Linked DNA regions of Homo sapiens: region 1 is linked to region 2. A link is an interaction called in ENCODE POLR2A ChIA-PET data of the cell type or tissue named here. Cell type or tissue: B cell. All regions are shown on one strand. Links, peaks and the distances in the headings refer to the core of each region. The heading gives the core; the rest is flanking DNA. Region 1 overlaps RAB10 (RAB10, member RAS oncogene family). Region 2 overlaps KIF3C (kinesin family member 3C).

What was found. Peaks named below come from ENCODE experiments on the same cell type or tissue, not always from the same donor. Only the 100,000 strongest peaks of a DNase experiment are listed, where the experiment ranks them.
Region 1: POLR2A ChIA-PET joins it to region 2 with 11 read pairs; 4 of 35 experiments call an interaction of 5 or more read pairs at or near these places.

The regions. Positions count from the first base shown.
Region 1 is chr2:26,064,222-26,072,562 of GRCh38, forward strand. The region is part of intron 1 of RAB10 (RAB10, member RAS oncogene family); the gene reads left to right. It overlaps LOC105374333 (a long non-coding RNA gene), which reads left to right. Exons shown (of 2, transcript XR_939851.3): 1 at 1-8,341. Among named protein-coding and RNA genes, the nearest start is that of RAB10, 34 kb to the left of the region's middle. RefSeq lists an enhancer at 4,477-4,526. In B cell, for the core only: no CTCF peak of the experiment used is centred there; no DNase peak of the experiment used is centred there; H3K27ac peaks cover 701 bases.
Region 2 is chr2:25,956,492-25,964,832 of GRCh38, forward strand. All of the region lies in intron 1 of KIF3C (kinesin family member 3C), which reads right to left. Among named protein-coding and RNA genes, the nearest start is that of KIF3C, 22 kb to the right of the region's middle. In B cell, for the core only: no CTCF peak of the experiment used is centred there; no DNase peak of the experiment used is centred there.

The DNA.
Region 1 (8,341 bases), core at 88-8,087, 110 kb after region 2:
CTGTGATAAAGCCAAGGATGTATAAGCACAGAAGCTTTTGCTTTGGTGATTGCAGACGTTTATTTTTGCTTTAATGAATACAACTGTTTTTGAAAATAGTTTTTGTAGAGTGTTTGTTTTTGTATTTTGAGGTGGGGTCTCATTCTGCCACCCAGGCTGGGATGCATTTCTGCTCATTGCAACCTCCACTTCTGGGCTCAAGCAATCCTCCCACCTCAGCCTCCTGAGTAGCTGGGACTACAGGGGTGTGCCACCACGCCTGGCTAATTTTTTGGGAAAAAAAAATTTTTTTTTTCATTTTTTGTAGAGATGGGGTGTACACCATGTTGCCCAGGGTGGTCTCAAACTCCTGAGCTCAAGTGAACTGCCTGCTTTGGCCTCCCAAAATGCTGGGGTTACAGTGCTGGGAGCCACTGTGCACAGCCTGAAAATAGTTTTTAAATAAGTAAAAATGAACAAATTATTCAACAGATGAACAAATATTTCAACAAATTATGTAATCATTTTAACACCCTCTTTCTCTTTCAAGAATGTTTCAGTTTGGGCTGGGTGTGGTGGCTCATGCCTGTAATCCCAGCACTTTGGGAGGCTGAAGTGGGAGGATCTCTTGAAGCCAGGAGTCGGAGACCAGTGTAGTCAACCTAGCAAGACTCCTGTCTCCACACATGTGCGCACACACTCACTGTCTTAGCTGGGTATGGTGGTGTGTACCTGTAATCCCAGCCACTCAGGAGGCTGAGGCAGGAGGATCTCTTCAGCCCAGGAGTTAGAGGCTGCAGTGAGCTCTGATCGCGCCACTGCAGGCTCTGTAGCCTGGGTGACAGAGCAAGACGCTGGCTCTTTAAAAGAGTGTTTCAGTTTGGATAATAAGTCACATGGTCATTCCAGCCATTAGGCATTCTCAGTTTTTCATTGTGCCCATAGTGAGTATTCAGTGTGTTTGTTGACTGACCAAACAGCAGTGCTTGTTAAAAACATGACTCTAAGAAGAAAGAAAAAAAGAAAAAGAAAAAAAAAACATGACCCAGGTAGAATCATTCTTTGTGCATTTTCATGTGCCTTTATTAGCTGTATCTCTAATGCCATGTTCCTTGTGTTTTTCTGGATTGTTTTCTCCAGTATGGCTATATATATTTAATATAATTTTTTACAGCCCTCTAAGTTGTATTTTATGGTTGATAAGTTGGAAATGGTCAACACTTTCATTTGGCACTTCCCTGTTTGCAAGCTTTTGTTTTCAACAACTACAGTTTGCCAAAGACTTCAAAACCTGAAGGTTTTTTTTTTGTGGCACTTCAGTTTATTGAATACTTTGATTGAATATTTCCAACTGATTAGAAAATATTTAATGATTTTAAAAAACATTCAACCAAAAATCAGAAGACTCATTTATAAAACTTGATACCATTGTAGGACACTTAAGTTGATTTATGAAGTAGTTCTTCAAAGGCTCAAACATTTCCAAAAATATCATTGACATGTAACAGAAATCACATGCTGTCATTTATATGTATTTAATATGTAAATTGTCATCTTGATCACAGATTTTATAGTTCAGTTACTATGTATATTTGTACATTTCCACATCTACAGCGTATCTTTCAGTTGGTAAAATATTATAGTCTTTTTGCATATAGTTATGAGTAATGTATACTCCATAATCATTTCAAGTATATTTTTTGTTTTATCCTTTTTTTGTTTTAGCTTAGTGGGAATATTGTTTTTACCATGACAGTCTACTTAACCAATATTTGTATTCTCATCATCACTAAAACAAAAATTTTATCTTCAGTGTTACATGTTTTTAAACAATTCACAACATACACAGTAATATGAGATGTTTTACTTTGAACAGAGTTAACTTTCAAAAGCTTTATTTTGATTCCATGAATTGGATGAAAGAAATCAAGCAGTTAATGTGATGATGGTTTTTCTATGGAAGAGGTCTCATGATAGTGATAAACTTGCATCAGTTGTCTCTGGGAATTTCTGCTAGTGAAGCCAACATGAACAATTACCGATTTTTTTTTCCAGTGGACAAGAAAACTTGGAATTGAAAAAAAAAGATTAATTTAGAAGAACAGTCATTGGATCTAATTACAAGTTATGTTTCATAGAATGTTTTGTAAAGGCATCTTTTACAGCTGCATGTATTGTCATTTTCAGACACAATTTTACAATAACTGCTTATTGCCTTTGAATTAAATGTTGATTGTATTAGTCTGTTCTCATGCTGCTATGAAGAAATACCAGAGACTGGGTAATTTATAAAGAAAAGAGGTTTGATTGACTCACAGTTCCTCATGGCTGGGGAGGCCTCAGGAAACTTACAGTCATGGTGGAAGGCAGGGCGGCAGGAGAGAGAATGAGAGGAGCGAAGCCCCTTACAAAACCATCAGATCTTGTGAGAACTCGCTATCATGAGAACAGCATGGAGGTAACCACCCCTGTGTTTCAATTACCTCCCACCGGGTCCTTCCCATGACACTTGGGGATTATGGGAACTACAGTTCAAGATGACATTTGGGTGGGGACACAGCAAAACCATGCCATCAATTTTTTTTTTTTTTTTTTTTTTTGATACGGAGTCTCACTCTGTCACCCAGGCTGAAGTGCGGTGGCACAATCTCGGCTCACTGCAGCCTCCACCTCCCAGGTTCAAGTGATTCTTCTGCCTCAGCCTCTTGAGTAGCTGGGACTACAGGCACATGCCACCACGCCAGGCTAATTTTTGTATTTTAGTAGAGATGGGGTTTATCCACATTGGCCAGGCTGGTCTCGAACTCCTGACCTCAAGTGATCCACCTGCCTCAGCCTCCCAAAGTGCTGGGATTATAGGTGTGAGCCACCATGCCGCTCTATTTTTTGTATTTTTTGTAGAGACGGGGTCTCCCTATGTTGCCCAAGCAGGTCTCAAACTCCTGGGCTCAAGTGATCCTCCTGCCGTGGCCTTCCAAAGTGCTAGGTTTACAAGTGTGGACCACCTCACCTAGCCAAATGTTGATGCTTCTTCAGATTTGCTGCTTGAAGTCATTGTTACCACTTTAAATATATACTTGAGTGCATTGCTATCTAAAGGGCTTATTTAAAAATACATAGATTAGTTGTAGATATACACTGTGTAACAATGAAAAGGTCATTGTAGCAAAAGGGGTTTATACTGTATCTGCATACTCTATGAAAGGACCACTCATACACATTTCCTATGTACATATTTTTTCCATGTTTCCTACTGATCTCACTGACAGTATTTTGATGGCTTCTTGTTGGCTGAGGAACTGGCCATGGCACAGATGATGGATGGGGGCAACAGCCTTGAATATTCTCCTTCCAGCAACTGTCAACACCTGAAGGAGGGAGTTAGCTGCCTGTTACCATACTTGATATTGACTTGGTGTCCTAAAAAGGAAAATGTCAATTGTTTCAAATTTGTAAAGGGTTAAGAAAAGAGGCAGACTACCACTAGTCATCTTGTTAGATTTAATCATGTGTTAAAATGTGATAGCTGTTTACAATGCACATCTCACATGACTACTGTGTAAGACCTTGTCAGAAGTTAGAAACACCAATTCAATGTCTGTGAAACCATCAATACTTATTTTGATGCAACTTTGTTAAAAATGTAAAGTCTAAGACAGTAGATTTGTACACGATGTTTGGAAACACCAATCATAAATGAAGACTTGAGGTCAAACAGACTTATGGTCACCATACTTGCAGCAGAATTTGCTGGGGGGTTGATATATGTTCATCAAGTAAACAGAAACATCAAACCAGAGTAGTTCTCTAGTTAGTAAAATGAGAATAAACAGGTTATTAATTAATCTATTTCAGAGGATGGTCAGGTGGCCTAGAGAATGCTGTCCTGGGGAAATGACATTTATACTGCTACATGAGATATGATTAGAAGTTAGGTAGAAGAACATCATTCCAGGCAGAGGAAGTGGGCACAAAAAGGTCCTTAGTAAAGGAGCTTTTTGAGTTCAAAGAACTGAAAGATGATGTGTGTTGCAAATGTGACTTGTGAGGCTAGCAGAAGCAATAGATGTTGAAGACGTGGGTTTGAGCCAGATTGTGCAGAGCCTGGTAGTCCATGCTAAGGATTCGAATTCCATGGAAGGTTTGAGCAGGGATGTGACATGGTTAGATTCAATTTTTAAAAGATGGTTGGCCCAGAAAATGTGGAAAATGGATTGGAGTTGGAATTTTCTAATTAAAGACTTATCAAAGATGTGTTTAAACTCTTACTGTATACTATTTAATCTTTAAGGATTATGAGCGATTATATGTGAAAATACCTGTCAGTGACTGTGACAGTGAGCCTTTAATTTTTTTTTTGAGGTGATCTTTTTAGTGCCAAATACATCAGACAATCCTGAGCCAAGAGACAGAGTTCTGATCATAGTTAATTTGGTTTGTGAGCTTGAGCAAGTCATTTAAACTCTGAGCCTCTTTCTTTATCTGTAAATTGGGCGTGTTTGAGAAATGTGTGCTTAACTTTAATTGTGTTAATCGCTTAACTCTGGTTAACATATGGGCTGAGTCTTGCTGAGTCATTTCCTCAGACGTTGTGGGCAAGGCTTAAAACCAGCTAAGCAAATTTAGTGATGACACATTTTACCTCTTCTGTAGAAGTCAGATGAAAGAGCTGTTTCAAAAATGTTTCACTTATTGTTTTCATGCAGATTATCTCTTCGTGGGGGAGAGAATACAGTACACATAGCTCAGGAACTACTGATGCACTGCCTTCCATTTTAGTGGCAGTTTGAATTTAAGAATTTCTAGTTTGTCTTAAGCTTTTCTGTAATCTCTCACATATATATTCTTAATTTCAACTGATAATTTCTTTCTTAATGTCTAATATAGCCTATTTGCCCTCTGAACAGCATTGAGATGCTTTGAAATTTTAATGCCCAAAAAGTTGGCTTTGGTAAGGTGGTTTTCATTTCTGCAGTAGAACCATGGTTGAGGCTAATGGTCCCATCAGCATTAGCAGGCCTTTGGCTAGTTGCACAGTAAACTGCATGTTTCCCACTAGTAAAAGAGATAACCCCAACAGTTTTAGGATTAATGCTGAGTTGTAGTGTTCTTTGGGATTTACAGATTTTTTTCTATAATTTAAACTTTTTGAGACATATCCTGAGGATAATAGAAGGGCATTTAAAAAAACTTCAACTGGCTGGGCTTGGTGGCTCACACCTGTAATCCCAGCACTGTGGGAGGATCACAAGGTCAGGAGTTTGAGACCAGCCTGGCCAATGTGGTGAAACCCTGTCTCTACTAAAAATACAAAAATTAGCTGGGCATGGTGGTGGGCGCCTGTAATCCCAGCAACTTGGGAGGCTGAGGCAGGAGAATCACTTGAACCCAGGAAGTGGAGGTTGCAGTGAGCCCAGATCGCACCACTGCACTCCAGTCTGGGCGGCAGAGCGAGACTCTGCCCCCCTACCCCCCAAAAAAAAAGAAAAAAGGAAAAACAACTACTCAGATACTTTTTTTTTTGAGATGGGGTCTCACTCTGTTGCCCCGGCTGGAGAGCAGTGGCATGATCTCATCTCACTGCAGCCTTCACCTCTCAGGTTTAAGTGATTCTTCTGCCTCAGCCTCCCAAGTAGCTGGGACTACAGGCACGTGCCACCATGCCCCACTAATTTTTGTGTTTTTAATAGAGATGAGGTTTCGCCATGGTTGGCCAGGCTGCTCTCGAGCTCCTGACCTCAAGTGATCTGCCCTCCCCGGCTTCCCAAAGTGCTGGGATTACAGGCGTGAGCCATCGCACCTGGCCTCCGATACTTTTGACAATAATCTTGGTTTGGGGGAGGTGTGTGTGTGTCAGTCTTAGATTTATATTCACTCTGCATTGTGTTATATTGAGCTATAATGGATGTGCAGCTACACGAATTCTTCTAGAGATCCTTGGACTTGAAATTATGCGTCCTTGGCTTTATCACAGGATGTGGCCTTCTTGGCCTCAGTTTTTCAGAGTAGAGAATTTGCTTTTGGCTTTTCTAGGACGTGTGCAGATGAGAACTTGCTACAGGCAGATATGCTTGAGAGCTCAAAAGGAAATGGTGGGAAAAGACTAGATTAAATCAAGTAGTTGTGTGATTTCAGTGAAGTAGTATTAAATCTGGTTTTATCTGTTTTTCACCTGTTTTAAAACATAGGTACATTTTCACAGTCACTTAAAGTGACTATCTTTTTGAACCTCAAGGATTTTTTTATTCTCGGAATTGAGTTTTGTTCGTTTCATCATACTTAAAATAGTTTAAGAAAAATTTTAGAGTACTGTTTTCCTTCTTGTGAACCTTGTACAATATTATGAAGAGGGCAAGCTATGTAGGTAACTATTATCATTTTACAGGTAAGGAAGCAGAGTTTAATGACCTGCCCTTGATAATATGACAAATATATCAGAGCCAAATCTTAAACATAGCGATGGAAAGCTTTGTAATTATAGAAACATTTGGATTTGTCTTTTGGTTCCACCTAAATTTTCTTACAGTTTAAAAAATGTCTTTTAAGATTATTGCAAGGAGCAAATGAATACATAATAGAAGCATCCCATTGTATGGCATGTAAATTCTCACCAAATGTAATTGTTTCTCAGTGGTTTTCAACATGTGGATCCCCACTGACCACCACCTAGGGAGTTTTTTTGACCAGAAGGTCAAAACTTTTCATAATAATTCTAAGACATTTGCCTTTTTCACTATGTTGATGCTTGTACTGATGGTACAGAAGCAATGGTATGTAAAATTGCTGACCTTAGCATGAATCAAGACAATGGAACCAAGCTGGACTAGTAGTCATTGTATTTACCACCATGTACTCACAAGAGAAAACTAAAATAATTTTCCTCAAGAATATCCTTGATGAAGTAGAATTAATTTTTGTTAAATCTTGACCTTTGAGCATATATCTTTTTGGTGTATGATGAAATGGGAGGTAAATATAAAGCACTTCTGCCTCGTTTTGAGACAGTGATGGTTGTCTCAAGCAAAGGCACTTGTGAAATTGTTTGGATTGGCCACCATTTTTATAGAACATCATTTATCCTTGAAAGAACAACTGGCAAACTATGGTTATTCAGACTTGAGTCCTTGGCAGATACTGTCTTGAATGAATGAAGTGACAGTATTTGTTGCCACTGATAAAATTTATGCTTTTAAGATTGGAATTTTGGCCAGGCGCGGTGGCCCACTCCTGTAATCCCAACACTTTGGGAGGCCAAGGCGGGTGGATCGCCTGAGGTCAGGAGTTCAAGACCAGCATGGCCAACATGGTGAAACCCCATCTCTACTAAAAATACAAAAATTAGCCAGACATGATGGTGGGCACCTGTAATCCCAGCTACTTGGGAGACTGAGGCAGGAGAATTGCTTGAACCTGGGAGGCAGAGGTTGCGGTGAGCCAAGATGGCACCACTGCAACTCCAGCCTGGGTGACAGAGTGAGACTTCATCTCAAAAAAAAAAAAAAGGAAGTTTGGAATTTTGAGCCAGTCAAGGTCACTCTTGCCTGTAATTCCAGCTACCCAAGAGGCTGAAGCGGGAGGATTGTTTGAGCCTGGGAGTTTGAGCCTGAAGTGAGCTGTGATTACACTACTGCACTACAGCCTGGGTGACAGAGCAAGACTCAGTCTCTTAAAAAAATAAATAAATAAAATATATTTGGAAAACTTGTGTCTGCTGCTGTGAGTGTGACAGCTTTTCTGTACATACTCTCTTGATGAGGTCCATGGTGATAATATTATTTTTTTCATATTGTATAATGAAATACGCCAACATTTGGAAGAACTGTGTTAATGAACTATTAATTTCCAAATGACCAATACATGCTGTTATAAAATTGCGCAGATAAAAAGACCTATTCAGAGTGCAAAGTAACTGATGGATTTTAATATAATAGAACATGGCTGGGTGCGGTGGCTCACGCCTGTAATCCCAGCACTTTGGGAGGCCGAGGCGGCTGGATCATGAGATCAAGAGATTGAGACCATCCTGGCCAACATGGTGAAACTGGTCTCTACTAAAAATACAAAAATTAGCTGGGCATGGTGGCACCCACCTGTATTCTCAGCTACTCGGGAGGCTGAGGCAGGAAAATCACTTGAACACGGGAGGTGGGGGTTGCAGTGAGCTGAGATCAAATTACTGCATTCCAGCCTGGCGACAGAGTGAGACTCCATCTAAAAAATACATATATAATAATAATAATAAAAATAATAATAGAACATGAAAACACCATTGACAGGGTTTCAGATTCTACCTTGCAACTAATGTTTAAGAAATTACTGCTTGTTCCTTGTGACTCATGCAAAAAAAGAAGAAAAAAAGAAA
Region 2 (8,341 bases), core at 292-8,291:
ACATTGCTAGCTGGAGAGATTTTGCTTCCCTGCTCTGTGGTCCTTCTGGGAGTGGACACCAGATGTGTCCCAGATGGGGCCTTGTGGCTTTCAGGGAGAATGGAGTTTTCCCCTCTAGTGTCTCAGGTCCCAGCACAAGGCTCTTATTGTCAGCAGGAACACTAGGGAGGCACAGAGGGTGCCCCTCGGGGAATCTAGGGCAACTGGTCTGTTTGCTTTGGGTACACAGGAAAGGTTGGTCCACCAGGGCTAGGAGGAGGATGGGGGTGGCAACCTAATCCTGGCAACCAGGACCCAGCTGGTGTTGAGGATTGGGAAAGATAAGATACAGTCACCAGGTAGCCCAGCCTTTAGCTAACTGGCTTCCAACTCAGGAAGACAGCTCTCAACACAGGCAGCAGGAAAGGGTCTAAATCTTCAGCTGATGTGGAAAGCAGAAGAAAAGCCAAAGGGAGCAGACTGCACAGCAAGAAGGAACAGCACGGGCCCAGCACAGCAGGAGCTTTGGAGAGGGCCGGGAAGACTTGGTTCTACCCACTTACCTCGAGGCTTTGGGCAAATTAATCCCTTCAGGTCTGTCATCTACAATATTGGAACACCGCCTATGTTCCAGGATGGCTGGCAAACATTTGTGGAGCGCTAAGTATCTATTAGATGCTGAGCTAAGCCTTTAACACCATGGTTTCCATCCCCCCCTAAGAGGGACTATTCTCCTCCGCATTTAATAAATGAAGACATTGAGAATGACCAGCCTAAGGCCATGCAGCTATTGAGTAGCAAAGAGGAGAGATTTGAACCTCGTACCCCCAGTCTCACTCTGTGAAAGCCCCTAGTCAGTGCTTTGGAATCTGAAGCTGAAATAATGTCAGATTTGTGTAAACTGTGACTACATAAAATGTATTTTCAAGAGGGTGCTGTCGGCAGCCTTTCAAAACCTATTCTGGTTTGGGGGGGTGCCCGATTTGAAATTTTAGAAAATGAAAATAAAATAAGAAGAAGGTGCTGTCCCAGGGTACCCAGTTGTCCTCTGGCTTCATCACGGGCCTCCTGGAAGGTTGAAATCACCTTGAACCAGTGGAAAAAGCTGGCTGCTTCTCCACTGGAATTTTTCCCAGTGGAAACAGCTGACCTACCTGAGGGATCTCAAAGCAGGGGGTGCTGTCAGACTTGGGGAGCAGGAGACCACCTGTAAGAGCCACATCATTGGGAACACAGCCAGACAGGGGTTAACAGTGGCTTTTGGGAGGTCAAGGAATGGGCTGTGTGAGGCTTTGTCACCCAAAGACGCTGAGCAAGTTGGGCCCGCCAGAGAGGCACGAGCTTCATTCCAGCCCCACACAGCCTCAGAGGCCAAGGCAGGAGGAAGAGGCCTTGAGCCCTGGAGGCTGTCCATGCTGCCACACTGCAGCCGCCTGCGCTCCTGGTTAATGATCTCCCCTCTTACCGCATTGCCTTGCCACAGACCTAAACCCATCCTAGGCTCCTCCTTCACACTCCAGGTCAGCATTTGCAGGACCATGAGAGGGAAGAATCCCTTACACTGCATCCTCAGCGACTCACCTGCCTCGCCTCATCCCTGCCCTGCCTCTCATCCGTTGCATCTGGCCAGTGAGTCAAGGCCATCAAATCTGCTCCTCAGTGCGGCTCCCACCACCCCCCATTTTTCATTCTCACTGCTACCTGCTGGCTTCATTGCAGCCCCCACAACTCTCCTGGACCACTGCTGTGGTCTCCCCACTGCCTCAGTGTCCCCTTCCACCCCTCTGCCACATGACACCCAGGCAGATCCACTAAAAACACAACCCTGGGCTGGGGACGGTGGCTCATGCCCGTAATCCCAGCACTTTGGGAAGTTGAGGTGGGCGGATCATCTGAGGTCAGGAGTTCGATACCAGCCTGGCCAAAATGGAGAAACCCCAGCTCTACTAAAAAGACAAAAATTAGCTGGGTGTGGTGGCGTGCACCTGTAGTCCTAGATACTCAGGAGGCTGAGGCAGGAGAATCGGTTGAACTAGGGAGGCAGAGGCTGCAGTGAGCCGAGATCACGCCACTGCACTCCAGCCTGGGTGCCAGAGTGAGACTTCATCACAAAAAACAAAAAACAAAAAACAGCACAACTCTGAATGCTTGCTCCTTGGCTTCAAACTACTGAATGGACCTCCATTCCTTACAGGATGAAATCCAAGGTCAGCTGCAGTGACAGGCCCCGGGAGCTGGCCTGGCCTCCCGGTTCCTCTTACTATTCATGCTCTGCGTATGCTCTGTACTCCAGCCTCACCAAGAGAATTCCAGCTCCCTGGGGGCCCGGTGCGGTGGCTAGCGCCTGTAATCCCGGCACTTTGGGAGGCCAAGGCAGGCGGATCACCTGAGGTTGGGAGTTCGAGACCAGTCTGACCAACATGGAGAAACCCCATCTCTACTAAAAATACAAAATTAGCTGGGCATAATGGCACATGCCTGTAATCCCAGCTACTCAGGAGGCTGAGGCAGGAGAATCGCTTGAACACGGGAGGCGGAGGTTGTGGTGAGCCGAGATCACGCCATTGTACTCCAGCCTGGGCAACAAGAGCAAAACTCCGTCTCAAAAAAGAAAAAAAAGAATTCCAGCTCCCTCAATGGGCCATGGCATTTCACAAGCACCTGGGTTCCTCCTCCCACTCCACATCTAACTGGAAAACTGCCACTTTTTCTGCAAGACACACCTTGACCATTGGGAAATTTTCCCTGATCCCCTTGAAATTGCTCTTTCGGGCCCCCTCAGTAACCAGGCCATATTCCTACTATTTCTCATAATAGAATAATTATTCATTTACATGCTGTCCCCCCTGTGAGCTCCCTCATGGCAGCAGTCATATCTTACTCATATCTCTGGGTCCCTGGACTTAGCTCAGTGCTTGGCAGATAACAAGTGCTCAATACGTATTTGATGAACCAAACAGAATCCTTGGGGGTTGTCCCAGAGTGGGTTCCAGGTCCCTTCCTTGGGCTCTCTTTTTTTTCTGCAGTGGCGCGATCTTGGCTCACTGCAACCTTCACCTGCCACGTTCAAGCGATTCTCCTGCCTCAGCCTCCCACGTAGCTGAGACTACAGGCACATGCCACCACACCCAGCTAATTTTTCTATTTTTAGTAGAGATGGGGTTTTGCCGTGTTGGCCAGGCTGGTCTCGAACTCCTGACCTCAAGTGATCCGCCTGCCTCAGCCTCCCAAAGTGCTGGGATTACAGGTGTGAGCCACTGCACCCGGCCACCTTGGGCTCTCTTTATCCCAGTTTCTCCTCCCATTCATCAATCCACACTCACTGTCATGGGGCCCGATCATCTGGGGAACCTGGCAGGAGGGGTGGGGTGGGTGTGAGAGAAAAGAGAAGAACCACATGGAGGAGGCCCCTACTGTTGTGGACCATGGATACCTGATCCCCTAACTACTGGGTCACAGGTCTTCAGGAGCCTGCTGTCTGGCCTGGCCTCTGAATCTGGGACACGCTTGTCCATTTCAACCCTGAGACCCTTCATTTTCCCCAGCATTTTATGTGGCTCTAGCATTCTTTATTCTTTATAATCAAAAGACACTTGCTCTCAAATATCACTGCATGTTAGAAACACCTGGGGAGATTTTGTAACACTCCAGAGCCAGGTGTGGTGGCTTATGCCTGTGGTCCCCATTGTTTGGGAGGCTGAGGCAGGAGGATCGCTTGAGCCCAGGGGTTCAAGATCAGCTTGGGCAACATAGCAACGCCCTATCTCAAAAATAAATAAGCAAATCAAATAAGAAATTCAGACCTAGTGAATTGAGATCCATATTGTACTGAGATTCCCAGGTAATTTGGATGCACATAAATGTCTGAAAAGGACTGGTGTAAGGGGCATGCATATTATTAGCACTATCATTTTTCCAGTGAAAGCTCACAGAGGTTATATAACCCATCCAAGGTCACATGATGGCCCCCTCAGTAACCAGGCCATATTCCTACTATTTCTCATGATAGAATCATTATTCGTTTACATGCTCTCTCGCCTGTAAGCTCCCTTAGGACAGCAATCATATCTTACTCGTATCTCAGGGTCCCTGGACTTAGCACACTGCTTGGCAGATAACCATCTGTGAGCTTTCACTGGAAAAATGATAGTTATATGCCTCTCATTAAATTTAAATGGAGATCCAGCTGAGCAGGATGGCTTATGCCTGTAATTGCAGCACTTTGGGAGGCTGAAGTGGGCAGATCCCTTGAGTCCAGGAGTTCAAGACCAGCCCAAGTAACATGGCAAAACCCGTCTCTATAAAAAATATAAAAATGGGTCAGGCATGGTGGTGTGGGCCTGTGGTCCCAGCTACTCGCAAGGCTGTGGCAGGCGGATCACTTGAGCCTGGGAGGTTGAGGCTGCAGTGAGCTGAGATTGCGCCAATGCACTTTAGCTTGGGCAACAGTGAGACCCTGTCTCAAAAAAAGAAAGAGAATTAAAAACAAAAAACTTAAATGGAGACCTGGCCTAGGCCTGCCTGGCTCCAAAGCCCAAGCTCTTCCTATTGCAGGGGCTGTGGTGACTCCTTTAGGAAGCAGAACCTGCTAAAGGAAATCAACATGTTTCCGGCAAGAGGAAATGGTGTCTGACTAATCTCTGAGAGTTCTTTCAGAATGGGACGGAATAGGTTATTACAGCACATGGGGAAGCCAATGACCAGAACTCTGGAGGTTAAAGCACTCCTGGCAAGGCTGCACATCAGAGGTTATTCAAAGTTACATGGGGAGTGAAGAGATGGAGAAAGGGGAAGTGAACTAGGGAAAGGAAACAGAAATAAACAGGTATTTCTCTGGATGGAAAGCACTCAAGTGTGAAACAACAGGACTAATCTCTGAAGCTGTGCAAGAAGGAGTGCATGGGTGAAATACCCAACTTCACAGACACCCCCAAATCCTCCTAGGTGGTAAAGTACAACAGAATTTCTAGCCTATGTGAGCTGACAAAAAATGGCAGATGAGCATCAATTACAATTTTACATTTTGGGGAAAAGGAATCCTAACTCTACTAATTAAATGATAGCCATGGGCAATCAATTATAAGCCCTAAAAAGGGGAGGAGGAGGAGGAGTAACACTCCACTGTTCCCAGAAGACACTGGCTGAATATGCTGCCACAGCTAAAAAAGTCAGTAGCATCTGCCCAGGCACCATCATGAAGGCTTTTTAGAAACAAAACATTGTACCCTCATATAAAACCATGATGTGGCTGAATTGGGAGTACTGTGTGTAGTTCTCTTACTGCATCTCCAGAGACATAAAGCAGAGAGAAGATCAAGAGAAGGGAGGCTTAGGCCGGGCGCAGTGGCTCAAGCCTGTAATCCCAGCACTTTGGGAGGCCGAGGCAGGAGAATCGCTTGAACCCGAGGCGGAGGTTGCAGTGAGCTGAAATCGTGCCACTGCACTCCTGCCTGGGTAACAGAATGAGACTCCATCTCAAAAAAAAAAAAAAAAGACTCTGTTCTGAAAAGACAAAGAAAAGTTAAGAGGATAAGTCTGGAAATGAAACAATCAAAACTGGGGATGAAAAGGAAAGATCCAGGCTTTTCCAATCCATCCTGGCACATAGAGTAAGAGCTCACGTCTTGAGGTTTGACAGCAGCAGTTTTTAGGACAAACGAAAAGGAGTTTTACTGTTTATAGAAGGTAATACATTTACGAAATTTGTTACTTCAAGAGTTAACCCTGGAGGAAATACCAGTCTATTAAAGAATTCTGGGGACACGTTTTTAACCCTTTATTGTCTTTCTCTCCTTTCAGAAAAAAAGAATTGCACAAACATCAAAATCACCAAAGAAATAAAATGACAAATGCCACATATTCCCTACCATGGCTACTTGGTTTCTTTCATTTTCCCTGGTTTTTTTTTGTTTGTTTTTGTTTTTTTGAGACGGAGTTTCGCTCTTGTTGCCCAGGCTGGAGTGCAATGGCACGATCTCGGCTCACGCAACCTCCACCTCCTGGGTTCAAATGAGTCTCCTGTCTCAGCCTTCCAAGTAGCTGGGATTACAGGCGCGCACCACCACACCCGGCTAATTTTGTAGTTTTGTAGAGACAGGGTTTCTCCATGTTGGTCAGGCTGGTCTTGAACTCCCGACCTATGGTGATCCACCCACCTCAGCCTCCCAAAGTGCTGGGATTACAGGCATGAGCCACTGTGCCTGGCCCTTTTTTCACCTCTATGGACATAGTATAAACACAAGCTTATGTCTTGCTATTTCCACTTTACCTAATATATATATAATATAATATATATATAAAATATATGTTATATATATAATATATATTATATAATATATAATATATATAATATATAAAATATATAAAATATATAATATATAATATAATATATAATATATATAATATATAAAATATATATAATATAAAATATATATAATATATAATATATATAATATATAATACATATAATATATAATATATAATATATAATATATATAATATATAATATATAATATATAATATATATAATATATAATATATAATATATATAATATATAATATATAATATATAATATATAAATATATAAATATATATACACACATACACACACATATATGCATATATATACATATACATGTGTACATAGATACATGTATATGTATATATATGCATATATGTGTGTGTGTGTATGTATGTGTGTGTGTATATATATATATATATATATATTTTTTTTTTTTTTTTTTTTTTTTTTAAAGATAGAGTCTCACTCTGTCACCCAGGCTGGAGTGCAGTGGTGCACTCTCAGCTCACTGAAACCTCCCGCCTCCCAGGTTCAAATGATTCTTCTGCCTTGGCCTCCTGAGTAGCTGGGACCACAGGCACCCACCACCACGCCTGGCTAATTTTTGTATTTTATTGTAGAGACAGGGTTTTGCCATGTTGCCCAGGCTGGCTCAAGGGATCCACCTGCCTCAGCCTCTCAAAGTGCTGTGATCACAGGTGTGAGCCACCACTCCCAGCCTAATTTTTTGCTTTTTTAGGTGACTTTCTTAGAAAGGAATTTCAGAAGAGGACAAAGGGTTATAAACATTTTGTGTATCTTGGAACATATTGTCAATTATCATTCTAATGACTTAAACTACTGCCAGCAGTAAATAATGGAACCATTTTTATTACAGCATCATAGGCATGAAGTATTATTATTATTATTATTATTATTATTATTATTATTATTATTTTGAGACAGAGTCTCACTTCGTTGCCCAGGCTAGAGTGCAGTGGCGTGATCTCGGCTCACTGCAACCTCTGCCTCCCAGGTTCAAGCGACTCTCCTGCCTCAGCCTCCTGAGTAGCTGGGATTACAGATGTGTACCACCACACCTGGCTAATTTTTGTATTTTTAGTAGAGATGGGGTTTCACTATGTTGGCCAGGCTGGTCTCAAACTGCTGACCTTGTGATCCGCCCACCTCAGCATCCCAAAGTGCTGGGATTACAGGCGTGAGCCACCATCCCTGGCTCCGCATGAAGTATTATTATTTTAAAAATTTGTTATGGCTAGGCACAGTGGCTCATACCTGTAATCCCAACACTTTCGGAGACCTAGGCAGGTGCATCATTTGAGGCCAGGAGTTTGAGACTAGCCTGGCCAACATGGCAAAATCTCATCTCTACTAAAAAGACAGAAATTAGCTGGGCATGGTGGCGTGCACCTGGAATCCCAGCTACTCAGGAGGCTGAGGCACAAGAATCGCCAGAGGTTACAGTGAGCTGAGATAGCACCACTGTACTCTAGCCTGGGCCACAGAGCAAGACTCTGTCTCAAAAATAAAATAAATAAAATAAAATAAAAATAAACATTTGTTATAATAATAGATATAAAATCGAGCCTCTGCATTCATTTTATATTCTCCATACCTTTAAGGTGGTCTTTGTGGAGGCCTGAGCTTTCCTTTCCCAACATACTCTATATTGTGTTTTTAAAAACTTTTTGGTGATTTTTCTTTTTCCATTAGAGACGGGGTCTTGCTCTGTTGCCCAGGCTGGAATGTAGTGGCATGATCAGAGCTCACTGCAGCCTCCAGCTCCTGGGCTCAAAAGATCTTCCCACCTCAGCCTTCTGAGTAGCTGGAACTACAGGCATGTGCCAGCATGCCGGCTAATTTTTTTGGTGATTTTCAAGTGAAGAGATGGACCTCAGATTCAAAATGAAATTTTTTGTTTATTCAGCCTCCACCTTCCCCAGCTATCCACACCTAGGCCCAAGTCCTTCTCACTCAAAGGCTACCAACTCACCCAGTTCTTGAAGCCACCTGGACACTATCAGGCATAATTTGAGCTGCCAGTCAGGCCTGGGGTCTGA